2 separate regions of the Homo sapiens genome follow, and region 1 is linked to region 2. The links are chromatin loops, found by intact Hi-C in ENCODE. Cell type or tissue: PC-9. All regions are shown on one strand. Links, peaks and the distances in the headings refer to the core of each region. The heading gives the core; the rest is flanking DNA.

Evidence for each region. A loop is a pair of places that touch in the nucleus more often than their neighbours do. Peaks named below come from ENCODE experiments on the same cell type or tissue, not always from the same donor. Only the 100,000 strongest peaks of a DNase experiment are listed, where the experiment ranks them.
Region 1: a loop joins it to region 2, with 15 times the contacts of the local background. A loop is called at or near these places in 1 of 110 quality-filtered maps.

Annotation. Positions count from the first base shown.
Region 1 is chr12:54,192,374-54,209,097 of GRCh38, forward strand. It overlaps LOC105369777 (a long non-coding RNA gene), which reads left to right. Exons shown (of 3, transcript XR_944984.2): 3 at 8,087-9,960. Among named protein-coding and RNA genes, the nearest start is that of SMUG1, 12 kb to the left of the region's middle. In PC-9, for the core only: CTCF peaks have their summits at 9,119 (motif pointing left) and 9,324; a DNase peak (open chromatin) is centred at 9,138.
Region 2 is chr12:53,534,660-53,546,751 of GRCh38, forward strand. It overlaps ATF7-NPFF (ATF7-NPFF readthrough), which reads right to left. Exons shown (of 15, transcript NR_159377.1): 4 at 8,671-8,789; 5 at 2,756-2,893. ATF7 (activating transcription factor 7) reads right to left here. Exons shown (of 12, transcript NM_006856.3): 4 at 8,671-8,789; 5 at 2,756-2,893. LOC124902937 (a long non-coding RNA gene) reads left to right here and starts at 707. Exons shown (of 3, transcript XR_007063316.1): 1 at 707-933; 2 at 3,547-3,681. In PC-9, for the core only: CTCF peaks have their summits at 8,952 (motif pointing right) and 9,152; no DNase peak of the experiment used is centred there; H3K27ac peaks cover 2,091 bases.

The DNA.
Region 1 (16,724 bases), core at 4,332-12,331, 660 kb after region 2:
AAGACCCAGTCCATGAAGCCCTATCAGACACACAAGCACGGAGGACAAGACTGGGGAGCTCATCCTGTAGATTTCCCAAAGACAGTGACCTGCATGCAGGGTTAGGTTTGGAGTTGGAAGTTCAGGATTGCAAGGAAAGTAACTCTTCAGGTCTCCAAGGTCAGCAGAAGTTGGGATAAGGAGGTCACAGCAAGAAAGAACCTGAAGTAAAGATGTAGGAAGGAAATGCATTAAGGAAGAAGCATTAACAGGCCCTTTAAAGGGCCCTGATTTGGGGAAGGGAAAAGGGCTCCTTGATGTGTGAGTTAAGCAAGGGCCACTGCATCCCAAGGACATGTCCTTGGCACAGATGCAAAAGTCTCCAGACTTGATCAGATTCCCCATGCCTCCCCATTCCATCTGTGGGGACTTAACACTCCATGTCTTTTCCTCAGCCTAGTGAGGAGGGGCACTTACAAAGAGAGAAAGCTATCTGCAGGGCCCACAACCAGAGGAGCTAGGCTGTGAGTTCATCCATTTGTGTCCTTTTTTTTTTTTTTTTTTTTTTTTTGAGACAGGGTCTCACTCTGGAATGCAGTGGCATGATCATGACTCACTGCACTCTCGACCTCCTAGGCTCAAGCAGTCCTCCCGCCTCAGCCTCTCCAGTAGCTGGGACTACAGGTGCGCACCACCACACCCAGCTAATTTAAAAATTTTTTTTGTAGAGACAGGGTCTTGCTATGTTGCTCAAGCTGGTCTTGAACTGCTGGGCTCAAGTGATCTTCCCACCTCGGCCTCCCAAAATGTTGGGATTATGGGTGTAAGCCACCGCACCTGCCTGATTTGTTTCTCAACAGGTTCAGCCATCTCGCTGTCTCTGTATCTTCTATATCTCTGCCTTCATCTACCTTACAAGAAATGGGATTATTCTCCAAGGGGTGAGAATAAGGTGACAAAGTGACACCCTCTCAGTTAAGACAGAAATGCAGAGCCAGTGGGGTCCCTGGCTCAGCCTCGCTACCCTGCTACGCACACCTCAGCCCCAAGGCAGCACAACCTAGCTTTATGGATTATGCCTACTTAACTGGAGGAAGATGACAGCGTCTAGGTCTCCTCAACTCTGGTGTCCTCCATCTCCTGGGGCCTGGACGCCTGGGTCCCCAAGAGAGGAGCAGGAATAGGCTGGATGGGCTGATTTGCATCACTTACTTGGGAAGCAATTATCGGAGGAGCTGTCAGCTCAGTGCAGCTCTCTCCTCACTAATCGGATTTCACCAGAGCCCGGGGCTTGGGGGGGCCGAGTAATTTGGCTTGATGCAGTGGTGGGAGATGTCAGGGCCAGGAGGCCGGACAATCTGTCTGAGTGGTGTTAGAGTTGTCCAGAGCAATTATCCTGAGGGACCACACAGACATCAGATAGACAGACAGACAAGGGAATGGGACTGATCCCCAAGTCCTTTAGCAGGAAGGATGGAAGTGAGACTTGGAGAATGGGAGGAGCATCTCCCACAGGTTGAACCAAATTGAGCAACTAGAAGAGGATCAAGATGAGTCTGAGAGAGTGGCCATGGGACCAAGTGGGAGGACGACCCAAGAATCCTAGCTTCCAGCCTACTCAACACCGAGGCCCAGCCCTGCCTTGCCCTGCACTCCCAGGGAACCAGTCACAGAGCAGGAACTTGAACCTAGGGTGATTCTTCTGAGCTCTGCTCCTTCCCCTGCAATGTTCCCAAAAGACAATTTCCTTGCCTCTGGCCCTGGCTCTGTCATTTGCCTTCTCTTGCTCCTGCAGCCCTCTTGAACCTGTCCTTTCCTTCCCACCCATACTGCCCCTCTCATCTCTCTGGTGATCCCTCTCTCTGTCTCTGTCCTCCATTCCACATCTTTCAGAATAGTGGTAAGGGTGATAGTGACAATAACTAACCGTTAGTGAGTGCTTTGTCCACACCAGACACCACCCTGAGTGCTTTATGTGGATTGTTTCCTTTACTCCTCTCAGCAACACTTTGAGGGACATACTTTTTTTTTTCTTTTTTGAGACAGAGTTTTGCTCTGTCACCCAGGCTGGAGTGCAGTGGCACAATGTCGGCTCACTGCAACCTCCGCCTCCCAGGTTCAAGGGATTCTCCTGCCTCAGCCTCCTGAGTAGCTGGGATTACAGGCACCTGCCACCACGCCCGGCTAATTTTTATATTTTTAGAAGAGACAGGGTTTCACTATGTTGGCCAGGCTGGTCTTGAACTCCTGACCTCAGGTGATCTGCCTGCCTCAGCCTCCCAAAGTGCTGGGATTACAGGCGCAAGTAAGCCACCATGCCCAGCCTTTTTTTTTTGAGACAAAGTCTCACTGTGTTGCCCAGGCTGGAGGGAAGTGGCACAATCTTAGCTCACTGCAACCTTCACCTCCCAGACTCAAGCAATCCTCCCACCTCAGCCTCCCAAGTAGCTGGGACTACAGATGTGCACCACCACACCCTGCTAATTTTTAAATTTTTCTGTGGAGATGGGGGTCTCACTATATTGCCCAGGCTGGTCTCAAACTCCGGAGCTCAAGTGATCCTTCCACCTCAGCTTCCCAAAGTGCTGAAATTACAGGCATGAGCCACCATGTCCAGCTCAAGGATGTTCTGATAGCAGGTTGAAAAGAGCACTGAACTTTCAAGGACATTTGGAGCTGGGAGTCTGCCACTTGCCAGCAGTGTGACCTTAGGAAGCTCATGACCTCTGTGAACCTTGGGCTAATCATTTCGTTCTTCACCTGGAAGAGAGGATGACAATGCCTACTTCACGGGACACATGATGCATCCTTGTCTTATCTGCTCTGAGTCTATCAGATAAGCTGTGGGGATATGTCTGTTCTCTCCACCTTTCTACCTTACTGTTGAGCCTCTGCCTCTTTGACCCCCATTAATTCAGGCATGTAGCCCAGGAGTCCTACCACTCTGCTCCCTCACTGTCACTCACTGTCACTCAAGCATGTTGATTTTCCTGATGTTTCACCCTTTTCCAAGAAGTCCAGAGGACCAGCCCACGTTGGCCCCACCACTCCCTTAACAAGATTTGAGTTCTCCCTCTGAAAATATGAATAATAAAGAAACGAGGCACTAGGCCTAGAACTGAATGCAAATTGGCCCCAGTGCTCAATCCAAGAAAGAGAATGCTTGAGCTGTGGACCCAGAGAAATCCTATGCTTATTTGCATGTCATTTGCATTATATTTACATGTGATCAATTTCATGTTCAAATGCACAATCCTCCCTCCCCAGTTTTCCTCCCCTAGAATCCTCTCAGCCTCTGCCCCCATCATTCCCCACAGCCCCTGACCCTCCTCTCCTAGCCCCTGCCACAACCTTCCTCATCCTTCTCTTTCTTTCTGCCAGTCCCCAGCCCCTGGCTCCCCTGCTCTACAGGCAAGGACCCACTTGCCCAACACCCAGAATAGCGTCCTGGGGTCTCACCCCTTAGTTCAGGAGGGACATCCCTGCTTGCCCCCTCCCACCCTGAGCTGAGCAGGCGCAGCAGACAGCAAGCGCGCCTCTCAGCAAATCCCAGCCCCATTCAGCCTGGTGATTAATGGCGCTGCCCTCCCCATGAACCTGCCTTTAATACTGAGGAAGTTATGAAACCGCTATACATCAGCAGCTCCGGCCCCACTGCCCCCGCCCGCGTCCTCCTCCCCTCTAACCCCCACCCTCCAGCTCCCTCTTCAAAATCTCATCTGGGCTCCTGTCTCCTGGGCCCACCCCTCCTCTGGCCTTTGCTGGGGGGAGGAGGGTGTCTGTCCCTGCTGCCATCCCTGGTAAGGACCACATCTCATTTTCCCTTCCTCTCTCCCCCCTGCTCCGCCCTCTCTCCCTCCCCCCAACCCACGGCTGCATCTCCGGACCCATTTAGAATTGCTGACATTTTATCTGCATTACATACATCACTCCGTCCCCAGCAGCCATCTCTCATGGATTATCGGGGGGCGAGGGCGGGGTGGTCCTCAGCTTGGGGAAGTGACAGAGAAACAGGGTGGAGGTGCGGAGATAGATAGCACTTCCTCCACACGCTTTTTCCCTCAGGGCCCAATCCCCAGCCACCTGAGAGGCTGTGCAGGTGGGAGCCTAGGATAGCTGATGGCAAGGGTTGTACCCTAGCCGCCTCCTGCCAGTCACTGCTATCTCATAACATCAAAAGCCTTTTTCTCAGACCACACAGACTAAGGAAGGTCATGTTGCGTGTCTTCCTGCCATGGGACTCCTCCTCAGGACATTATGAAAGGGGTTGTTTAACGTCTTAGCAGGCCTTCTCTAATATTTTCCACACTGCCCTTTTAGGAAGTCTCTCTGAATGTCTAACCACTGTGCTCCATGCTGCAGCCATTATTGTCTTCTTGCTTTGTCCTTAGAAGGTTGAAGAGCAATATTGTTCCTCAAATGCGTTAAACCCTTTGTTAGGATGCCTGAGCAACCATAAATACAGTCACTTTTCCACACTCCTGAGGCTCATAAACATGATAGGAGGCAGAAAGTAGGGCCACCTTAGAAAGGAGGAAATTGAGACCCAAAATCAGGAGAAGGAAAAGCAAGAACCTGTCCAAGATCAGGAGGCAAGGACACAGGGGCCCCACGATCCCAGTGGGCAGTTTGCTCTCCATAGATAGTGGACAGGCAGAGGGCAATGACAGACGGAGAATTCTGGACCAACAGATAGACAGCAGAAGGGAAAGAAAGGGGCAACCAGGAGGGAGACAGGCAAACAGACAAACAAACAAAGAGCTAGACAGACAAAGGGACCGTCAGCCAGGGACAGGCAGACAGGCAAGAGAAAGCCGACAGAGGCGCTGGTACAGCATGTCCCAGGCTGGACACATGAGAAGGGCTCTCTCCGTCTGTCTCTGTCACTCAGGGTCTCTGCTGGAATGTGTCTCTCAGGGTCTCAGGCTCTTTTTGCTCACTGGGTTTGCATCTATCTACTTCCCTGGAAATCTCTGTTTTTCTTGGGCCTCTCAACAGACTGTCCCTTACCTTGTGGTCTCCCCTGTCTAAGACCCCATCCCAGTCACTCCCTCTGTCTCAGGTCATCTTTCTGACCTGCTCTTCACTCTCCCTGTCAGAGAAATTCAGACGCTTCCTGCGGGCTTTGGGAAGCTTCCACAGGAACCGAGCCAGTCCTCCCGGGATGAATGGGAGGGGCGAGGGCTCTAGCAGGGGAGGGGTGGGGAAGGAATAGCTCTTGGGCCTGGAGAAGGGAAAGAGCTGATAGGCCTGTGTCCCCAAAATCTAGCAGGCTTAGCCAGTAAGGCAAGAAGAGCCCGGGCAGGGAAGGTAAAGGGTACAGGACCCTCTGTCCTGTGGCTCAAACCCACACAAAACAGGCCTCAGGCAGTGGGTGCAGGGGTGTGAGTCACCTGCTGTTTGCATCTCATTTGCATGTTTCTGGCTCCCAGTTCAGTCTGGTCCCAAGAGGCTTGGGGGCAGGGAGGGGATCATGCACCAGAGTCCATGACTCTCACGTACCTCCTGACAGCACAAGGCGTGTTCCTGTCCTCTCCTACCTTAAAGCCAGCCTCAACCCCAAAAGTTGGCTGGACACATCATCCTCCAGACATGCCCTGCACTGTCCTGTCTCCAACTTTTGTCATGGTCCCCCGAGTCTTCCCCACTCCTCTCAATTTCGCTCAACATTAGCCATTTTTTTTTTTTTTTTTTTTTTGAGACGGAGTTCCACTCTTGTCGCCCAGGCTGGAGTGCAATGGTATGATCTCGGCTCACTACATCCTCTGCCTCCTGGTTTCAAGCAATTCTCTGCCTCAGCCTCCCGAGTAGCTGGGATTACAGGCACCCACCACCACGCCCTGCTAATTTTTTGTATTTTTAGTAGAGATGGGGTTTCACCATCTTGGCCAGACTGATCTTGAACTCCTGACCTCGTGATCCACTTGCCTCGGCCTCCCAAAGTGCTGGGATTACAGGCGTGAGCCGCCGCGCCTGGCCTAGCCATCTTTTTCTTTTTTGTTTTTTTTGAGGTGGAGTCTCGCTCTGTTGCCCAGGCTGGAGTGCAGTGATGCAATCTTGACTCACTGCAAGCTCCGCCTCCTGAGTTCACACCATTCTCCTGTCTCAGCCTCCCCAGTAGCTGGGACTACAGGCGCCCGCCACCACGCCTCGCTAACTTTTTTTTTTTTTTTTTTTTTGTATTTTTAGTACAGATGGGTTTTCACTGTGTTAGCCAGGATGGTCTCGATCTCCTGATCTCGTGATCCGCCCACCTCGGCCTCCCAAAGTGCTGGGATTTCAGGCATGAGCCACTGCGCCCGGCCGCAGACTAGCCATCATTTAAAGCCAGATACCAAGTCCTCCACTTCCATGAAGGCTTCTCTGATCACACAAACCCCAAGTGATCATAATCCTACAGCTCTCAATGCTGAAAGGCACCTAAAGAAATCAGGTCTGTCTTACCCATCTTCAGGAGATAAGGCTTCACCATCCCCGTTTTATAGATGAGGCAACCGAGGCCCAGGATCAGTTAATGTAGGTTTCCCAGAGCAGAATAGCCAGCAAGTAGGGAGGAGATGAAGGCCCAGGGCACACCTCTCCACACCCCCAGCTCCCACTGCCCCTTGTCATTCATTTAGCAGGGAGCAATGCCCTGTTCTGCACCACTCTCGCATGGCTAGTGAGCTGACCATTGGGCATCGTTGCTCCCCTTCTGGGTTGGGATTTCAGTCTCCCATGACTCCCTCGGCTTCAGCCATACAGAACTACTGCCGGTTCCCTAAATTCTCCTTGCCCTTTCTTAGCAACATGTCTTTGCCTGTGGTAATCCCTCTGACAGGACTGCCTTTTTCTCCACCCACTGCTGAACCTGGCAAACTCCAGCTCATCCCTTAAAACCCATCTCAACCATCACCTCCTCTGTGAAGCCTTTTCTGATGTTCTTCGTCAGATCCCAGCAACCTATTCAAACGTCTGAGGCAGCACTTGTCACACTGCTGCTGACACCGCAGCCTCCCTCCCTAGCCACAAGTCCTTCAAGGGCAAGGACCACCATGTGCTATTCAGCTGTCTCCCCAGGATACACACAAATACAGGCACACATTTAATTGAACCAGATTTTATTATCAACTTCCTTCCCATCCCAGGCCCACAGAACAGAAGCATCAGCCTAGTGGGGAGATCAGAAAGAAAGACTGAGAAGAAAACAACTCAGGAGATGATCGGGGGTACAGCACGTGCATTAGTGCTCTTGATCATCTCTTTCACCTAACTTAATGCTTAGTAAAAGAAGGAAGGGGCTGGGTGCGGTTGCTCACGCCTGTAATCCCAGCACTTTGGGAGGCCAAGGCGGGCGGATCACGAGGTCAGGAGATCGAGACCATCCTGGCTAACATGGTGGAACCCCGTCACTACTAAAAATACAAAAAATTAGCTGGGCGTGGTGGTGGGCGCCTGTAGTCCCAGCTACTCAGGAGGCTGAGGCAGGAGAATCGCTTGAACCCAGGAGGCAGAGGTTGCAGTGAGCTGAGATCATACCACTGCACTCCAGCCTGGGCAACAGAGCGAGACTCCGTCTCATAAAAAATAAAGAAGGAAGGAAGGGAGGAAGAGAGGAAAGTAAAGGAACAGAGGAAATAGGAAATAGAGCTGAAGGAGAAAGGGGAAGAAAGAAGGAAGGGAGAATAAAAAAAAAAAGTAAGAAAAGAGGTGGATGCAGGGTAGAAAGTAGAGCCAGAGAAGGGCCTTGTGGGAAGAGGGAGGGGAGGAAACAGGAGGAGCCAGGGGAGCGGGAGGCCAAACTTTTGACTCTGGAGCATGTCCAGCAGAGATCCTGGCCTTGAGCCTTAGTATCATTCCTGCCACCATGTTCCAATCTGGGAAATGGACACATCTCCCCTTCTCCAGGAACAAAGGAGTCTGGGCGGGAGCACCTGCTGTGCTGTGCTCCCCCCCCCCCAGAGGCCCTTTCACATCTGCCGTCTCCCAAAGCTCACCACAGCCCTGGGAAGTAGGATTTCTTATTCCACCCTTCCCTTCTGATGCGGGGATTGAGACAGAGCGGTCCGCCATGCGGCTCCAACAGGTAAGGTCTGACTCCAAAGGCCTGCTCTTCCCTTGACCCCAGGGTCCCCTCAGCATTGAAGACAGAAGAGGCAAATGACATTTCATGTCCCACTTGGAAAGTCAAGGTGCAGAAAACAGAGGGGACCAGACTCCTTCATATCCTGCGCAGCGTCATCTCCTGCCGCAAGAAGCACCCCACCTGCCGCAAGAAGCACTCCACCCGCATGACTCAGTCTTTGCCCAGTAGGTTGATGATAACCTAAGAAGCTGAAGACCTCACAGGGGCTCTGAAAGCCAACTGAAGTAGATGCAGCAAACTGTTCCATCATGTCATCCTTCCCTCTGCCTTGGGTCACCAGCCAAGGGAGGGAGTGGCTCAGGTGTTTTCCTTTCCACCCCTTTGTAAGCCCCCACGCAGATCTCCTCCCCATCCCAGAAGCCCAAGGAGCCAGCAATATCTGTGGTTCCCTGAGGTTCGGAGAGACACAGTAGCAAATAACTGTACCCAGGCCCCACTCCCCACTTCCAGGGATGTATAGCTTCGGGGTGTGGAGCACAGAGGACTTTTCCCAGAGCCTCACCCCAGATGAACAGCCAACTTCCCTTTGTTCAGCCTTCCTCAGATACTCAAACCCAGCAGCCCATGGCCTTCTCTGTCAGGAAGTCCTTCCTGATGTCTAACTTACATCTTTCCTGCTGCTGTCTATCCAGCCCTTAGCAGTGACAGGAGAGCAGTCTGAGCTCTAATGATCAGGGAATGGGGACAAGAACAAGTACTTCCCTTCAAGCCTTGGGTAGGGGAGTAGTAAGCAAAGAAAGAAGAGTGGCTCACTCAGCCTCATCTCTCCCGGCCTGTAGCAGTAGAAATGGAGGGTAGACAACTGGAAGGACTTCCTAGCCAAGCAAAGGGAGGTACTTCTGGAATAGGATTATAAAGTGCAAAGGCTGCGCCCTTTCTGATGGCCTCCCAGCCTGGCAGAGACCCTTCAGTGGCAGCTTCAGAAGGATAACCGGCACTTCCAGAAAAGCTCAGGGTGCTGGGATTACTGGGAACCCTTGCAGCTCCAGCAAAAAGAAAAACCTGGTCCTGGAGCCCCCTTGTGGCCGTGCAGAGGCAGGACAGGCAGTTCCACCTCCCACCACCACACCCGTGCTTAGAGCTGGGGCCCAGGGTTGCTGATGCAGAGGACAGGGAACCCAGGGCCCCACCTTCTGTGAGAGGCCAAATCGGCAGCCCCAGCCCCGAGGGCACCTGATCAGGAAGGAGTAGGGCCCAGAAGGAGCACTGGAAGAGGACACAGGCTAACCCCATTCTGTTCCTAATCTGCCGCTCTCCATCTGGTGACCCTGGGCACACCTCCCCACAGAGCCTCAGTGACCTCATTCATTAAAAGGAAGAAAAAGCCGGGCACGGTGGCTCACACCTGTAATCCCAGCACTTTGGGAGGCCGAGGCGGGCGGATCACGAGGTCAGGAGATCGAGACCATCATGGCTAACACGGTGAAATCCTGTCTCTACTAAAAATACAAAAATTAGCTGGACGTGGTGGCACATGCCTGTCCCAGCTACTCAGGAGGCTGAGGCAGGAGAATCGCTTGAACCAGGGAGGCGGAGGTTGCAGCGAGCCGAGATCATGCCACCGCACTCCAGCCTAGGCAACAGAGCGAGACGCCGTCTCAAAAAAAAAGTAAAACTCCCTCTGGCCCACCATTTTACCTTAAAGAAGTGTGGAAAGAACCAAATGCAATGATAATGTTCCGTACGTGAACTTGAATCATTTTTAAAACTCCTCTTCAGGCCGGGCGCCATCACGCCTGTAATCCCAGCACTTTAGGAGGCCAAGGCGGGCAGATCACCTGAGGTCAGGAGTTTGAGACCAGCCTGGCAAACATGGTGAAACCTCGTCTCTACTAAAAATACAAAAATTAGCCATGCGTACTGGTGCATACCTGTAATCCCAGCTACTTAGGAGGTAGAGGCAGGAGAAGTGCCTGAACCCAGGAGGCGGAGGTTGCAGTAAGCCAAGACCACACCACTACACTCCAGCCTGGGCAATAGAGCGACACTCCATCTCAAAAAACAAACAAACAAACAAACAAACAAACACCCTTCTTCAAATATGTGGGAAGAGTTGGGCACAGTGGCTCACACCTATAATCTCAGCATTTTGGGAGACTGAAGCTGGAAGATCACTTGAGGCCAGGAGTTCAATAAAGGCTAAGCGCAGTGGCTAACTTCTGTAATCCCAACACTTTGGGAGGCCAGGGTGGGAGGATTGCTTGAGCCCAAGAGTTCGAGACCAGCTTGGGCAACAACATGAGACCTCATCTGTACAAAAAAAAAAAAAAAAAAAAAAAAGCTAGGCACGGTGGGCGCACCTGTGTCCCAGCTACATGGGAGGCCAAGGCAGAAGGATCACTTGAGTCTAGGAGGTCAAGGCTGCAGTGAATCGTAATCAAGCCACTACACTCCAGTCTGATTGACAGAGCAAGACCGTGTCTCAAAAAATAAAATTAAAATAAAAACAAAGGTGTGGGCCAAGCACGGTGGCCCATGCCTGTAATCCCAGCACTTTGGGAGGCCAAGGTGGGCAGATCACGAGGTCAGGAGATCGAGACCATCCTGGCTAACACGGTGAAACCCCGTCTCTACTAAAAATACAAAAAATTAGCAGGTGTGGTGGTGGGTGCCTGTAGTCCCAGCTACTCGGGAGTCTGAGGCAGGAGAATGGTGTGAACCCGGGAGGCGGAGCTTGCCGTGTGAGCTGAGATCGCGCCACCGCACTCCAGCCTGGGCGACAGAGAGAGACTCTGTCTCAAAAAAAAAAAAAAAAACAAAGATGTGGAGAGAGGGGTCAGGAACTGACCCGCTACAGAATAATTCTGGACCTGCAATGGAGGGTGCAGATGGGACTGATGGGTTCTGCCCATCTAGAAACCCACCACTCCAGAGCTCCTGGAGGGAGGCAGACTAGGAGCCCTTAGAAGGAAGAGCCAAAAGGTCCCCAACACAGCCCTTCAATCCTCCACCAGTGCCTACTTTCAGAAGGTTGGGCCTGGTTGGTAAGGGCCCATTTAGCCAGATAGTGGACAGCAGATCTGGCCTGGGGCCTGAGGGCATTCAGTGCAACATCAGGGAAGCCTCAGGTGTCGGCATGCCTACTTCATAGTGTCAGTGGCTCTCCCAAGCTTGTGCACTCACCAACTCATCCCACCTACCAGCTGACCCCAGGGCCAGAGGCAGGATAGAGACCAGAGGGGCCTTCTGGAGTTCTGGGGCAAGGGCTGAGGCAAAGGCACACCGAGACCCCCAGGTATGCCTTCACCCCATGCACAGCCACACACACGGCTGGCTCCACAGATGGACCCAGCACACCCTCAGATCTCCCACACACAGACCCTCCAAGCATCCCATCCTGAGAAGATGAGGGACGGTTGGAGTGGATGGTAAGGCCACAGGGCCCAGAGCAGGGACAATGGTCAAGGCCAGGGCAGGAGGGTGCCCCAACCCATCCTTCAGCATCAGTGTGGCCCTGAGGAGCCCATGATCTCTGAGCCCCTGGCAGCACTCATGAAGAGGTCAGGGGATGGGCACAAAGTCACCCTAGCAGGGGTTTGTGGGCATGTGTAAAGGGGGGACCAGGAAGAAGAAGAGGATTATAAGCCTGGAGAGAGACCAGTCTTTCCCCTTGGATCCACACCCTTATTCAGAACTACTCACTTAGGCTATTTGGAAGTTTTTCCAGGCATCTAGCCTCAATCCTTCCTGCTGGAATTGGAGAGGATTTCTCTCTGGGAATTAATTACTCTGGCTTTTTACCTCTGTTATAAACCAAACAAAGAATTCTGAAGAGGGAAGAAGGGCAAAAACTGGTGATAGATGAGAAGAAGGGAGCAGGAGGCCAGGGGAGCCAGGAACAGCAGTGACAGTCAGAGGCAATGTCTGCAGCGCTCTCTCCTCCCCACCTACAAGGGGAGATCAGGGAATATGGACTTTCCTTGGAGAAGAAACTTGGGACAGATGACAGGGAGGACTTCTCAGAAAATAGTTGATAAGCACCTTCTCTGGAGATTAGAGGGAGAGAGAAGAGAGGAAGAGGTAGGTAAGAGCGCAGGAGATGGAAAAAGAAAGTGTCTTGTCCATCAAGAGAAGAGAAACCAACGCAGAGAAAGTGGAGGAAAACGCTATAGACCTGCAGTGGTGGGGACCTAAGATTTTAAAAGTTTAGGATTGGTCGGGTGCGGTCGGTGGCTCACACCTGTAATCCCAGCATTTTGGGAGGCCAAGGTGGGTGGATCACCTGAGGTCAGGAGTTTGAGACCAGCCTGGCCAACATGGGGAATCCCTGTCTCTACTAAAAATACAAAAATTAGCTGGGCGTGGTGGCAGGCACCTGCAATCCCAGCTACTCAGGAGGCTGAGGCAGGAGAATGGCTTGAACCTGGGAGGCAGAAGTTGCAGTGAGCAGAGATCACACCATTGTACTCCAGGCTAGGTGACAAGTGCAAAACTCCATCTCAAAAAATAAAAATAAATAAATAAATGAAAATAAAAAATAAATAAATAAAAAGCTCAGGGTTGTTCCACTTACCTTTCTGGGCTTCAGCTTCCTTCCCACAGTGGGGATAGTAAGCGCCTGTCTGGGGTCTAAATGAACGCCACTCAGTGCCTAGCACTATAAAAACTCAAGCACAGTGGCTTCCCCCAAACTGCAGCCTGACAGAGCAGGAAGGGCCCTGGGTGCCCCCTTAGCCTTCTGGAGGGGTTGTAGGAGGTCCGCCAGCCTTCTGCCTCCACTACCCATCACCTGGCTGCCCATTAGAATCAGGCAGGGCTCAGGGGACCAAATGCTAGGTCCTGACCCCAGGACCTCAGAGCAGTTAGATCAGAGGGGTCGAGGAATCAGAATTGTAATGCTCCCAGGTGCTTCTAAGTCATCTCCTGAGAACTCCTGGCTTAGCCTCATGCTGTCATATTTCAAAGTACAGAAATGAGGCCAGGAGAGGCAGAGAGAGCAACCTGCCCAGCTCACCATCTACAGACCAGAACCCCCATGTGCAGGAGGGGGTTAGTTAGAGAGGGCAGGGAGGCATCTCACTCCTCCTCCATGCCTCCTCAGCTCCTGACTCCAGAAAAGGTCTGTCTGGCCTTTCCTCTCTGTCTGGTGCTGCTGGGACCTCCCTCCCACTCTGGCCCATGGACAGAGCCCTCCTCTTTCAGTCACCCAGACCTGAGGTGGGCTCAAGCTCTCATGGCCATCAGAGCACCTCACACATAGGCAGTGCTCAGTAGGCATTTATGGGATGAACAACTATCGGGTCTCCACCCAGGGGGCAGGAACTTTCCTAAAGTACCCAGGAAAAGGCTAGGAAGAGAGCTGCTTGCTCCTATTTTCTCCAGTCTGAGTCCCAGCTGAGAGCTGAGATACCGTCATTCCCTCAGCCACCTGAGCCCCATCTGGGGCCAGGAGAGCTGCAGGACCCAGCTCTGCACGCCTGCTCTGTGGTGTGGTTGCCCTGGTAAGCAACTTGACGAGCAGCTCGTTCTCCAGGTAAATGTGAGGCCAGCAGACCTCCCAGAAGGACAGACAGTATCATCGGCATGAAAAGACCAAGGGTTGTGAACACTCCACTACACTCCCAGCTGAAGGCCAGGGGAGAGATTAATCTGAATGCTGCCACTGAATGCAGGGGGGAGGTTCTAGAGGCCCCCATCCAGTCTGGCTCCTGCAGAAGGTCCATTCCCACAGCCTGGATGAGCCCCACTTTCCTGTTCTAGGACCTCTCAGACAGGGAGGTCCCCTCTGTCAGCCTCTGGGTGTTGTCTGTCCTAAAGGTCTCCTGCTGAAGAAAGCCAGGCTCAGGTCATGGGAAGGTCGGATTGAGCTGGAGAAAGGGATAGTGAGCTGGCCATGCAACTGGTCAATGACCATTCAAAATCACACCTGTGACTCTGAGTCCTGGAGGGCTGGGAACAGAGTCAACCAGAGAACAGAGATGAGATGAAATGCCAGGGCTGGGAGAGTAGAGACAGCAAGAAGCAGAGGAGGTGGGGAGGAAGGAGGGAGAACCCCAGACAAACAGGATGAGGCCAACAAAAGGAGTGCAGCCTGCTCCCAGGTGCCTCAATGGTGGTGGCGCACCCCTGTAGTCCCAGCTACTCGGGAGGCTGAGGCAGTAGAATCACTTGAACCCGGGAGGCGGAGGTTGCAGTGAGCTGAGGTCACGCCACTGCACTCCAGCCTGGGCGACAGAGCGAGACTCTGTCTCAAAAAAAAAAAAAAAAAAGAAAGAAAGAAAAAAGAAAAAAGAAAAAAAAGAGGGAAAGGAAAAAGGAAATGCAGCATCTCAGGCCCTGCCGCCAGACCTACTGAGTCAGAATCTACATTTTGACAAATCCTAAGGTGATGTAAAGTTTCAGAGCACCAGACCAGTGGATGATTAAGTGCATGGGTTTAACATAGAGCCCCCCAGAGCTCTGATAGAGGCCTGGTCCTTCTGCTTACTAGCTGAGCTTCTGTTCATTCATCTGCAAAGTGGAGATAAAACATATGCCACAGGGTTATTGTGAGCAGCCAAGATCAAATGAGAAGTGCTGGGCACATGCTGAGCATTCCACAAGCAGCCAGAGGTGGTTACTGGGGGTATGGCTAGCACCATCACATGGGATCCATCCTGCTTAGTACTCGTCACTGGGTTGGGATGGCCTGGTTGCCTGCTGGCTGTGCAGTCTTGGACAAGGTCCTCCACCTTTCTGTGCCTCAATTTCCTCATGGGTACAATGAGAATAGCTAGAGTGCCTCCCTTGAAAGATCGATGCGGGATTAAGTGATTAAATGATCTGATGCGTGACAACGACTACATGTGGTCTACAAAGGTTGGCCACAATAGTAATCACAGCAGCTTTCACTATCATTACAAGAGCCCCAATCTCCAGACACCTGGATTCTAGGGAAGGTAGTGAATATCCTTCATTCAGCTGGTCAGTTGGGCCATGAGGAAGAGGCTGGTGCAGAGACAGGGAAGCCAGAGAAGGGGAGGACAAGGCCTCTTCCAGGAGTTAGCCCCAGCAGTGGAGGTGGGGGGAAGCAGGCACTTGTTCTGAGACCTGGGTTTCTGTGTGGTACAGCAGACACACCCACTTCTCATCAACTCAGAGATGCACACCAGTAAGAATGGTGCAGTAACCGTCTGAAAGCTCGGCCATGAGCTCACCGTGCAAGCCTGAACAAGCACGTTGCCCTCCCTGGGCTCGGTCTCCCCAGCTGAAGATAAGGGGATTGGCCCATTAGACAATCTCTGAGTCCTTTGGGGCCACAGGACGCTGATTTGGTGGTCCTGGTACATTCTAAAACACACAACTGCCCCTGTACATGTCACAACATGGGTAACAAGGCAAGACACCCCTTCCCCACCTCATCCTCACACACGGAAGCACGGGAGCAGGAGCGAAGCATCTGGGAATTAACCTAGACACAAAACCACTGGGCCCTTCCCATCGCCCTCCTCGGCCTTCAGCAGGGCCAGGTGAGCGCACACCCCTTCCTGGAGGTCACAGTCTGGGCATCTGCTTCCCTCTGCTGGCCAGAGAAGGGATGGCAGCCTGGTCTGCAAAGCTAGACTTGGGGGCCTGGCCTGGTGGGAGGTGGGATGTCCAGCATTCATCCTGTCCTTAGAGTCGCACCACCAGCCGCCTCCTGGACCTAAGTGAAGGCTGTGAAAAGGAATAAGTAGAGGAAAGCCCACCAGCTGACCCAGATCTCTCTGCAGGGAAGAGAAACCGGAATAAACAGACACACTAATATTTATTACATTAACAGACAATTAGATCGCATTTAATATGACTCAGGCACTGTCCTAAGTGCTTTACAGATCTTACCTCATCTAGCCTCTGAGATAGGTGCCGCATTATTCCTCATTTTACAGATGAGGGGGAATAAGATAGAGGAGCCCCAAAGTTACGCAGCCAACAGATTCAAGTGGGTGCTGCGCCACCTCCCAGAGAGGAAGGGGCCAAGAGAGACCAGGTAGGGGTGGAGACACTTAGACACAGCTACAGAAACATGACAGAAGTCTCTAGAAGAGCAGAGGAAGATGGGGGGAGAAGTGGGAGCAAAGGAGGTGGGGGAAGGGGAAAAGAGAGGGCAGCAGGATGGCTGGGAAGAGGGAGGGAAGGGAGGTGGGCTCCCTTTTGACCCCAGGCCCCAAAGATGCTATCAGGCCAGACCCACCGGAAAATCCTTCCTAGATCCCTCCACATTCCAGCTCTGCTGGGCTGGTTTTACAGCCTCATGGTGCAGCCGGACACTGTTTATGGCAGCTCCATTCTCTGCCCCTTGTCTCCAGGCCCCAAAGGCATCTGGCCAGGCTGGGGGAGGCTTGTGGAGGCAGGGGTCCCCCGCCCAGCTTCCCAGCCCCTCCTTTGAACCCTGCTGGGTGCCAGAAGGAGGGGGCTGCCTGGGCACCACAAGGGCCCCTTCCAGGCTCCTTACATCGAGCCTGGGAGGGAGGGGGCCGACTCCCCCAGGCATGGGCCACCTCGAAAGGACCACTGAATCCCACCTCTGCCAGTTCCTGGCTGCGTGATCTTGGGCACATGATTTAGCATGATTTGACCTTCCTCAGCCTCAGTTTACTCTTCTGTAAATTGGACATAATAGTTCCTCATGGTTATTTTGAGAATTTGACATATATATATA
Region 2 (12,092 bases), core at 4,056-12,055:
CTGGAGAAAAGAAACCAACAGATCACAAAATGTTTTAAGGTGTGCTTATAGGGAAATATATAGATGGTAAAATCTAGTACAAATTTATTGGAAAGAGCATTAGAGCCACTCATTAAATCATGACCTGATTCCATCAGGATCAGGGACCCATAACTCACTCATCCATTCAGGAGGAATGGTGTATTAAGATCTCTTGGTCATCTCCCCTTTCAGAGACAATGGCTACATAAATAAGATGACAGTTGGAATATCACTTGAAATCTCTGAAGCAGCACTGTAGTACCATATAAATTCTAGAGACTGTTATAATTTTTCACAATCTAGATACTCTCATTCTAAACTTGATACCAAGTGTCCTCTGAACTTCAGTGGGAAAAGGCAGGTATACTGGTAATGATGGTAATGAGGCAACCCAACATCTCCAACACACCTCTTAAAAAAGGGCTATGGAAGTTTGGATAATGATCATACTGTAATAAAACAAACTGCTCTCATTGTTAACTTCTTAAGATCTTAGACTGCCAGTGGTCAAATGGCCTTGACAGCATCCCCAGACAGTCTGTAGGACTTTGTTGCTGATGAAAAGGGAGGAGAGAGGCGGAGGAGGTTGCAGTGAGCTGAGATCGCACCACTGCACTCCAGCCTGGCGACAGAGCGAGACTCTGCCTCAAAAAAAAAAAAAAAAAGAAAAGGGAGGAGATGGGATGGTTGTAATGTTTATGAGAAGACAGATTTGAGAAGTTATCAAGTCAAATTTGGAGGGAAGTAACATGAGATATAGATGCTCTATCCATAGTGGATGTTAAAATTAACAACCACTGGCAGAGCAGTAGATTGAAAGAAGGAGGAAGCATGAGGGGGCTTCTGAGGTTCTAAGAAAATGTTTTTGATCTAGGTGCTGGTTATACAGACTACTGACTTCGTGAAAATTCAGTAAGTGATATAATTACAATTTATATACTTTTCTGTACATGTACTATATTTCAATAAATGTATTAAAAATAGTACTTCATGAAAGTACTTCCTTTAAAAAGAATAATCATCAGACTTCTAGTAGATACTTCCTTTAAATCACTTCTCTCTAGGATGACATTTTTTCGAAACTGTTAGATGTCCAATTTATGAATTATGTGAATTTTTCTTTCTCACTTATTAATTGAAGTATAACATACAGTGATGTGCATTAAAGTCATAACAACAAAATGACTTTTAGGCTGGGTGCGGTGCTCACGTCTGTAATCGCAGCACTTTGGGAGGCTGAAGCAAGAGAATTGCTTGAGCCTGGGAGGCAGACGTTGCAGTGAGCTGAGATTGCACCACTGCACTCCAGCCTGGGCATCAGAGCAAGACTTTCTCTCAAAAGAAAAAAAAAAAAAGATGACTTGTTACAGATGTAAAATCAGGATACAGACCATTTCCAGCACCCCAGAAAGTTCTATGTCCCTTTCCAATCCACACCATTCCTTCACAGGAGGTAAATGCTATCCTGAGTTCTATCATTGTCAAACAGTTTTGCCTCTTCTTGAATTTTATAAGTATGTACTTTTGTGTATGACTTTTTTGTTGTTGTTGGATATGTTTGTGGGATTCACTCACATTGCTGTGTAATTATTAGTTCACTTTTTTTTTTTTTTTGAGACGGAGTTTTGCTCTGTCGCTCAGGCTGGAGTGCAATGGTGCAATCTTGGCTCACTGAAACCCTGGCCTCCTGGGTTCAAGCAATTCTCCTATCTCAGCCTCCCGAGTAGCTGGGATTATAGGCACACACCACCACATCCAGCTAATTTTTGTATTTTTGGTAGAGATGGGGTTTCACTATGTTGGCCAGGCTGGTCTTGAACTCCTGGCCTCAAGTGATTCCACCACCTCGGCCTCCCAAAGTGCTGGGATTACAGGCATGAGCCACCGTGCCTGACTGATTTTTGGCTATTAAGAATACAATTGCTGGCCGGGCGCGGTGGCTCAATCCTGTAACCCTAGCACTTTGGGAGGCCGAGGCGGGCAGATCGCCTGAGGTCAGGAGATCGAGACCAGCCTGACAAATGTGGTGAAACCCCATCTCTACTAAAAGTACAAAAATTAGCCGGGCGTGGTGGCACGCACCTGTAGTCCCAGCTACTTGGGAGGCTGAGGCAGGAGAATCGCTCAAACCTGGGAGGCAGAGGTTGCAGTGAGCCAAGATCACGCCATTGCACTCCAGCCTGGGTGACAGAGTGAGACTGTCTCAACAACAACAACAACAACAAAAGAATACAATTGCTATGAACATTCTAACATACTTCTTTTGGTAGACATATGCACTAATTTCTCTTCCATATAGACTTATAAGTGAAATTGCTGGGAAGGAGAATAGGTATAATTTATATAAATCTTCTAAATATTCCTTTAAATACAATCGGTCCTCCTATAATACATACTTTTTTTTTTCTTGAGACAGTCTCACTCTGTTGCCCAGGCTGGGGTGCAGTGGAGCAATCACAGCTCACTGCAGCCTCGACCTCTAGGGCTTAAGTGATCCTCCACCTCATACTCTCAAGTAGCTGGAACTACAGGCATGCTCCACCACGCCCAGGTAATTTTTGTATTTTAAGTGGAGATGGGGTTTCTCCATGTTGCCCAGGCTGGTCTTGAATTTCTGGGCTCAAGTGATTCTCCCATCTTGGCCTCCTGAGTAGTTAGGACATACTATTTATATAATTAATGAATCAAAACTTTATCAATTAACATTTGAGATGATCCTTGGTAGAGAATTTACCTTCTCCTTCAGTGGTGGGGAACAGGGACTAGAGGCAGGGCTATCAGGTGGGGATGAGTCTACCTCCACTGGCTCTTCTTCTTTGATTTTGATGTCTGGTGTGGAAGGCAGAGACATGTCAAGGGGCCCAGCAGCAGCCTGTTGTGAAAGAAAAATGAACAGAGTTTAACCCTATGATTCCTTTCAGGTTGAATCTATATTTTCCCATTTCCAAGATAAGGGAATATGCTTCTAAGAAGTTCTGCTCTTATACAATGCACTGAACTGCATGTCAAATAAATGTGGGCCCCTTATGTTTGATTTGTTTTGTATTTTGAGGCGTAGTTTCAATCTTGTTGCCCAGGCTAGAGTGCAATGGTGTGATCTCGTCTCACTGCAACTTCCACCTCCCAAGTTCAAGAGATTCTCCCGCCTCAGCCTCCCAAGTAGCTGGGATTATAGGCATGTGCCACCACGCCCAGCTAATTTTTTATTTTTAATAGAGATGGGGTTTCTCCATGTTGGTCAGGCTGATCTCGAACTCCCGACCTCAGGTGATTCACCTGCCTCAGCCTCCCAAAGTGTTGGGATTACAGGAATGAGCCACTGCATCCGGCCAAGAAATATGGGCCCCTTATGTTTTATGTACAATTCTGGCCAAATCATTTTGTCGGTAATTCTCAGGGCTTCTGTTTCCCCAACTATAAGATGAAGATAATACCTGCTTCACCAATGGTAAACAAATATTTATAAAGACCTGAAAAAAAAGATGCCATTTAAATCCATGCAAATATTATGATAATATTTTTCAGGAAATCAAAATAATTCCTGAATCTGCTGGCCACTGGAGAGCTGTGAACACTTTCTCTGCCAACAAGGATTACCCAATTACCAAAAGCAAACAAAGACAAACTGGCTATTCAAGTACTGCAAACCAGATAGGAAAGGTATTTTCTGGGGAACTCACCATGCTTGATGGTGATCTCACCCCAAAATATGGTGCTGGATGTATCAGGTAGACAAGGGGTTTGGGGTAACAGAAAAGAAAGGCTGATCATCTGATTGGTGAAATAAATGACAACTTGGTCTTAGGAGCAAGACTGGAGAAAACCAGAAAGGAAAGAGAGCACTTTCCTGGCAGTGATGCAATCACCTCACAGAACTGTGGAGCTGTAAACGGCCTTGCAGGGAACAATAAACCATCTGAGATAATGGCCTTGACACTGAACCAGGATAGGAGGGTTGGCATTGCAGTTCAGTTTCATAACAAAGTGGATCCTTTGTTCTATCTATCCTGTATCCCAGGCTTCTTGGTGAAGCAACTGCTTGTTTCAAGATCTTCCCTTGCTACCCTAACCCTTAGAAACCTTCTTGATAGCTAGCTGAGTAAATTAAAGATAATGTGATATCTACTACATTAGAGAAGGTAGTAGTGGTTCATTTTCCCCAATCTGAGGAGGGTGAGCAACAGCAAAAGTAGCTTCATTTCTGCCTCATTTTTTCTACATAGCTAAGATGTCAGGTCCAATTTAGCTAATTCTGAGATCTCTTAAGTCAGAGACTAGTGGGAAGGAGAAGCCTCTAAGTAAATACAACCATAGATTTGAAATCCTCTAGGGCATCTCCTAGCAAAGCTGCGGTTCAGCAAAGTTCCACACTCATTAAACACTTCTGGAGACTCTTCCACTGAGCCTGTACTTCTCATTAAGGGGAAGTAAAGACCACTCCTGTACAGGCAGGAGGATACACCAAGGAATGCCCAGTGAGGAAAGGGCTGACTATAAACTAGTCTCCCAGAAGTGTCAACTGAGCTAAAATGGCAATGAAAAAGACTTGAAGCTTTTTATGGGAAGCTAATTTTCTTGAATTTGCCTATAATAAATTGGGTATAAAATCCCTCATAGGCCAAGTGTGGTGGCTCATGCCTGTAATCTCAACACTTTGGGAGGCCAAGGTGGGAGGATCACCTGAGGCCCGAAATTCTAGACCAGCCTGTGCAAATAGCAAAACCCTTTCTTGGACAGGTGTGGTGGCTCATGCCTGTAATCTCAGCACTTTGGGAATTCGAGGTGGGAGGATTGCTTGAGCCCAGGAGTTTGAGACCAGCCTGTGCAACATAGTGAGACCCTGTCTCTATGAAAATAAATTAGTCAGGCATGGTGGTACGCGCCTGTAGTCCCAGCTACTTGGGAGGCTGAGGTGGGAGAACTGGTTAAGCTCAGGAGGTGGAGGCTGCAGTGAGCCAAGATTCTACCAATGCACTCTAGCCTGGGAGACAGAGCAAGATCCTGTCAATGAATGAATGAATGAATGAATGAATGAATGAATGAATGAATGAAAAAAAATGACAAAAAGACTGTGGCTAGTTCTGCCATTTGAAAGCAGAACTACAAGACCAGGTGTGGTGGCTCACGCTTGTTATCTCAGCACTTTGGGAAGCTGAGGCTAGTGGATCTCTTGAGCCCTGGAGTTCAAGACCAGTGTGGGCAACATGGCAAAACCCCATCTCTAAAAATAAATGCAAAAATTAGCTGGGTGTGGTGGTGAGTGCCTGTAGTCCTAGTTACTCCAGGGACTGAGGCGGGAGGATCACTTGAGCCTGGGAGTTTGAGGTTGCAAGCACCATTGCACTCTAGCCTGGGCAGCAGAGTGAGGCTCTGTCTCAAAAAAAATACGAGGCCAGGCACAGTGGCTCATGCTTGTAATCCCAGCACTTTGGGAAGCTGAGGTGGGTGGATCATGAGGTCAAGAGTTCGAGACCAGCCAGGCCAACATGGTGAAACCCTGTCTCTACTAAAAATACAAAAATTAGCCAGGCATGGTGGCATGGACCTGTAGTCCCAGCTACTTGGGAGGCTGAGACAGGATAATCACTTGAACTCAGGAGGTGGAGGTTGCAGTGAGCCATCATGATCGCACCACTGCACTCCACCTGGATGACAGAGTGAGACTCCGTCTCAAAAAAAAAAAAAAAGAAAAAAAAGTAGAACTACAAATATGTGCTACTGAGTTTCCCTGCTTTATTAATTTATTTAAAGACAGGGTCTGGGCCAGGCGCGGTGGCTCACGCCTATAATCCCAGCACTTTGGGAGGCTGAGGTGGACAGATTGCTTGAGCTCAGGAGTTTGAGACCAGCCTGGGCAACATGGCAAAACCCTATCTCTACTAAAAATACAAAAAAATTAGCCAGGCGTCGTGGCATGCACCTGTAATCCCAGGTACTCGGGAGGCTGAGGCAGGAGAATCGCTTGAACCTGGGAGGTGGAGGTTGCAGTAAGCCGAGATTGCGCTACTGCACTCCAGCCAGGGTGACAGAGGGAGACTCTGTCTCAAAAAAATAATAATAATAAATAATAATAAAATAAAATAAATAAAGACAGGGTGTTGTTCCACTGCCCAGGCTGGAGTGCAGTGGTTCAATCATGGCTAACTGCAACCTTGACCTCCTAGGCTCAGCCTCCTAAGTAGCCAGGATCATAGGCGTGTGCTACCACACTCAGCTGATTTTTAAATTTTTTGTAGAGATAGGTCTCACCATGCTGCTCAGGCTGGTCTCGAGCTCCTGAGTTCCAGCAATCCTCCTGTGTGGCCTCCCTAAGCACTGGGATTACAGGTGTGAACCACCAGGCCTCGCGCAGCCCTCTTTCTGTTAGTTTAAGGGAGATAGCATAAAAAGAAACTCATAGAAATCTATGGAACTTGGAAATAACTCCAGTGATAAAGACACTATCTTGCTTTCTTACCACTTAAACTGGATGGAAAAGTCATGTATAACTATCTTGATTTACCTGCTATGTATGCCCTCTTAGAAGGAAAGAGCTCCCATGGAAATTTTTTCTTAAATATAGGGAAAAATAGAAGCGGTTCCAGCTATTCTATATTCTGATAGGATCCCATGCTTCACTATACCATGCAATTGTGAGGTTAATGTGTTTATATATATGTTTTGGGATACAGATGTTGGAATCTTTTATGATTCCAGAAAATCAGGAACACAGACTTGATTTTAAAAATAGTGACCAATAACCTAGAATTCTAATTCTAAAGTAAAATTTGATCTTTGCATTTTTCTTTTTCCCCCAAGCCCCTTATTCCATGGGAACTATCTTCCTTTGACTCTGCTTCTTCAAGTATTTCCTCTCGTCTTCCAAACTAAGGGATTATCTAGGGATCTGAACTATATAAAGGCTAAAATCAGAGAATCATAGCGCCTCAGGATTAGAAGGGATTCCAGCATTTTAATCCCCTCTACAATATCTCTACTAAGTGGTCTACATATAATTGAACATATTTTGTGACAGCTTCCACCCAGTGGTCCTACTTCTCCCTTTAGACCACATGGAATAAATGTAATCCCTCTTTTAATGAATACTCTTGAAGATCGCAATTTGTTCACACTAGATCTCTTTTCCAACCAAAATTTCCTCAATTTCTTTCTTGTTTTTGAGACAAAGTCTCACTCTGTCGCCCAGGCTGGAATGCAGTGGCATGATCTCAGCTCACTGCAACCTCTGCCTCCCGGGTTCAAGTGATTCTCCTGTCTCAGCCTCCTGAGTAGCTGGGATTACAGGCGTGCGCCGCCACGCCTGGCTAAGTTTTGTATTTTTAGTAGAGATGGGGTTTCGCCATGTTGGTCAGGCTGGTCTTGTGATCTGCTTGCCTTGGCCTCCCAAAGTGCTGGGATTACGGGTGTGAGCCACTGCGCCTGGCCTGTTTTTTTTTTTTTTTTTTTAAGAGATAGGGTCTCCGGGCCAGGCGTGGTGGTTTACGCCTGTAATCCCAGCCCTTTGGGAGGCCGAGGTGAGCAGATCACGAGGTCAGGAGATCGAGACCATCCTGGCTAACACGGTGAAACCCCGTCTCTACTAAACATAAAAAAAAAATTAGCCAGGTGTGGTGGTGGGCGCCTGTAGTTCCAGCTACTCGGAAAGCTGAGGCAGGAAAATGGCGTGAACCTGGGAGGCGGAGCTTGCAGTGAGCTGAGATCGTGCCACTGCACTCCAGCCTGGGCAACAGAGCAAGACTCTTGTCTCAAAAAAAAAAAAAGAGAGAGATAGGGTCTCACTCTGTCACCCAGGCTGGAGCACAGTGGTGCAATCATAGCTCACTGCAGCCTTGAACTCCTGGGTTCAAGCAATCTTCCTGCTTCAGCCTCCCGAGTAGCTAGGACTACAGGCATGCACCACCATGCCTGATCAATCTTTAAAACTGTTTTTGTAAACATGGAGGTCCTGCTATTGCCAAGGCTGGTCTTGAACTCCTGTAATCCTCCCACCTTGGCCTCCCAAAGTGCTGGGATTACAAGCATGAGCCAATGTGCTTGGCCACTTGATTTCTTTAAAAGTTCCCGAAGTGACATAGTTTATAGTTCTTTCACCGTCCTGGTTGATCTCCTTTGAAAGACAGTAGGAACATCCTTCTTTATCTTTAATGCTTTGAATAATAGTAGAAAGCTACTTAAAGGCAAAAACCACATATATTGAAACAAAGAAGAGTGGAAATTTGATAAATGTTTATTGACTTGCTGATTCAAAAAAACAGTGTAGCTGAGAAGTCTGATCAGCTCAGAAAAGAGTGGAATTTGGCAACAAATATGTTATCCAACAAAATCTGAGTAATTTATCACCTTTTAACATCTTCAACATATTTATAATATAAATATTTTTTAAAAAACCGATTATTAAACTAATACTCCCCTGGAAGAACAAGAGGACTAATTTTCGGTGACGACAGACTTGTGCTGATCCATCATCTGGAACTCCTAAAGACCTGAATGGCTGACTGGGATTAGTGACTACTATCTGGTTTTACTGGTTTTACTCTACTAAGCCCATGATTTTGTGTTTTAACCAATTAAGAAAATTATCCCAAAGCACAATAAAAATAGCCTAGGTCTGAATACCACCAGTTTTTTGGCAACAGTCCTGCTTCTTGCCTTTTTCTCATCCTCATCTGCAGCTTTCTTGAATTCATGTTCAAAGGAGCTAGCTAGTTCATTGAAGAGTCCCACCTCCTCACAGTTCTTCAGGAATCTAGTTGGAGTAGGCGTTTGATCTGTAGACATGAAAGAAAAGGAAACTGTTTTAGTTTTGATCTGAAATTAAAACTTGATATTAAATAGTATATAGAGAATGCATTTGTACTTTTTGATTTGGAGAGAGAGTCTTTGTGTTAGGGCAAATTTGCTTTAATGGAGCTCTAGTAGGCGAAGGCTGGTGTAGGCCACCAGAGGGTGTCTGTGTTGTGTTGCCTCAAAGCCAGCAGGGGGAAGACCGAACAGTATTTTGTTGTGTGACTATCCACGTACCCACTTTTCTCTCAGTGCTAGTTTTACCTCGTTTACCTCCAACCAAACCAAACCACCCACACAGGTGACACAGTTTTGTGAAACCTCTAGATTTGAAAACCAAGTATAGTTAAGCAATATTTTCTTTCGTAAATTTACTCCCTGCTAGGTCTGAAGTGAGCAGAAAAAGCAGATGGATGTTAAAATCTGATGAGAAGAAACTGAGGATCAGATGGTTGAGTTTGCTGACTAAAGCTACCGAGTAAGAAATAGTGCCTTGTCTTTCAGTGGTCACTGAGGTAATAATGGTCTGTTACCTTCTGAAGGATTCCAGGCAAATCTAGGGGCTGAGGAGTAAGACAGCAAGATCATGAGCTGGAAAAGGAAACTGTAAACAATAGACCTAATTTCACAGAGACCTAGGCCCAGAGCAAGTTCCTGAAACCAGGGTATTCGGATTTAGATTTGCCAGCCAAAATATGCCCACAGGGGCTGCACGAGTCTCTCCTCAACACAGTGCCTCTGCCCTTCTGAAGAGAAAGGCTCTTGGTAACCCATGGGAACTTTTTAAGCAACTTGAATTTTACATTCTCCCTCCCAATCCTGCTTTTTTAGACCTGAATCTTGTTCACAGATCCTAACTCTATTACGATGGGTTTCATTGGCATGCTACTTCAGGGATTCATCTCATACCCCAAACCGCTAGAATGAATGACAGAAATACAGAACAATGTTTAAATGATATTTTAAGGAGTGAGACCTGGGGTTAAGATCACCCCTTCTTGGCTGGGCGCAGTGGCTCATGCCTGTAATCCCAGCACGTTGGGAGGCTGAGATGGGTGTATCACTTGAGGTCAGAAGTTTGAGACCAGCCTGGCCAACATGGTGAAACTCCATCTCTACAAAAAAATACAAAAATTAGGTGGGCATAGTGGCAGGTGCCTGTAGTCCCAGCTACTCAGGAGGCTGAGGCAGGAGAATCTCTTGAACCCAGGAGGTGGAGGTTGCAGTAAGCCGAGATCACTGCCACTGCACTCCAGCCTGGGTGACAGAGTGAGACTCTGTCTCAAAAAAACAAACAAAAAAACCCAAAAACACCCCTTCTAGCCTGATCAATTGAAAATAGTCCAATGGGATTTTCCATGGAAACAGCACAATTTTTATAAAAAAATTTAAACAAAACCTCTTCTGAATCAGAGTGTTTGGAAAAGTTACCACTACTTCTCAAAAATAGTTTTAAAAGGTACTCTGGCAGCTTTGGTTGGCTAACGATAAAGCCACTTTCCCTCCATCCCTGGATGAGTAGAAGTAGTATCATCCTTTATGCTTAGAGAGTACTTTAGTAAGGGCATACCCAAAATCATAACTCAAGTGGAACAGGAGGGGGCAGCTAAGGGCATGGCTATGGCAGAGGAGGGACTTTCAGACCTTTGATATGAGGTTCAAACGAACTTCTCCTGCACCCTGCTGTTCAGGCTCATTTCTGGTTTTTTAAAGGCTCTCCTGTGTTAAACCTAATTCCTCACTTTGCAGGTGGCCTCTAACTTTCAAATGGCTCTGGTTTGTGAACAAACAGACTGCAAATATATCAGAGAACCCTGAACCTGCTCTAATGAATCCTAAAAAAATCAGTAAGTGTTTGTTTTGTTTTGTTTTGATACAGAGTTTCCCTCTTGTTGCTCAGGCTGGAGTGCAATGGCGCAATCTCAGCTCACTGCAACCTCCGCCTCACCGTAATCTCTGCCTCCCAAGTTCAAGGGATTCTCCTGCCTCAGCCTCCCAAGTAGCTGGGATTGCAGGCGCGCGCCACTATGCCTGGCTAATTTTGTATTTTTAGTAGAGACGGGGTTTCTCCATGTTGGTCAGGCTGGTCTCGAACTCCCAACCTCAGGTGATCTGCTCTCCTCGGCCTCCCAAAGTGCTGGGATTATAGGCGTGAGCCACCGCGCCTAGCCAAAAAAATCAGTAAGTTTTTACTGAATACTTTCTATATGTTTTGGTGCTACATGCATACACTTGTAGCATGCATATGTTTGGGGGAGGGGAGGGATAGGAATATAGGAGTACTGCCCAGATTTAAGACATGGCTCTTAGGCTGGGGCAGTGGCTAAGGCCTGTAATCCTGGCACTTTGGAAGGCCAAGGCAGGCGGATCCCCCCTTGAGCTCAGGAGTTCAAGACCAGCCTGGGCAACATGGTGAAACTCCATCTCTTCAAAAAATACAAAAATTGGCTGGGTGCGGTGGCTCACGCCTGTAATCCCAACACTATGGGAGGCCGAGGCAAGTGGATCACCTGAGGTCGGGAGTTTGAGACCAGCCTGACCAACATGGAGAAACCCTGTCTCCACTAAAAATACAAAATTAGCCAGGCATGGTGGCGCATGCCTGTAATCTCAGCTACTTGGGAGGCTGAGGCAGGCGAATTGCTTGAACCTGGGAGGCAGAGGTTGCAGTGAGCTGAGATTGCACCATTGCACTCTAGCCTGGGCAACAAGAATGAAACTCCATCTCAAAAAAACAAACAAACAAACAAACAAACAAAAAACAACCAACAAAAATTAACCGGTGTGGTGGTACATGTCTGTGATCCTAGTTTTTTCAGAGATTGGGTTAAGCCTGGGAGGCAGAGGTTGCAGTGAGCCAAGATTGTGCCACTGCAGTTCACCCTAGTGACAGAGCCAGAACCTGTCTCAAAAAAAACAAAAAACAGGAGAAAAAAGAAAATATGGCTTTTGGCTGTTGAAAATTAAGATGATGTTTTCTTTTCTTTCTTTCTTTTTTTTTTTTGAGACAGTCTTGCTTTGTCACCCAGGCTGGAGTGCAGCAATGTGATCTCGGCTCACTGCAACCTCCACCTCCCAGGATCACGTGATTCTCCTGCCTCAGCCTCCCGAGTAGCTGAGATTACAGGTGCATGCCACCATGCCCGGCTAATTTTTTGTATTTTTAGTAGAGACAGGGTTTCACAATGTTGGCCAGGCTGGTCTCAAACTCCTGACCTCAAGTGATCTGCCTGCCTCAGCCTCCCAAAGTGCTGGGATTACAGGCATGAGCCACCGCACCTGGCCTC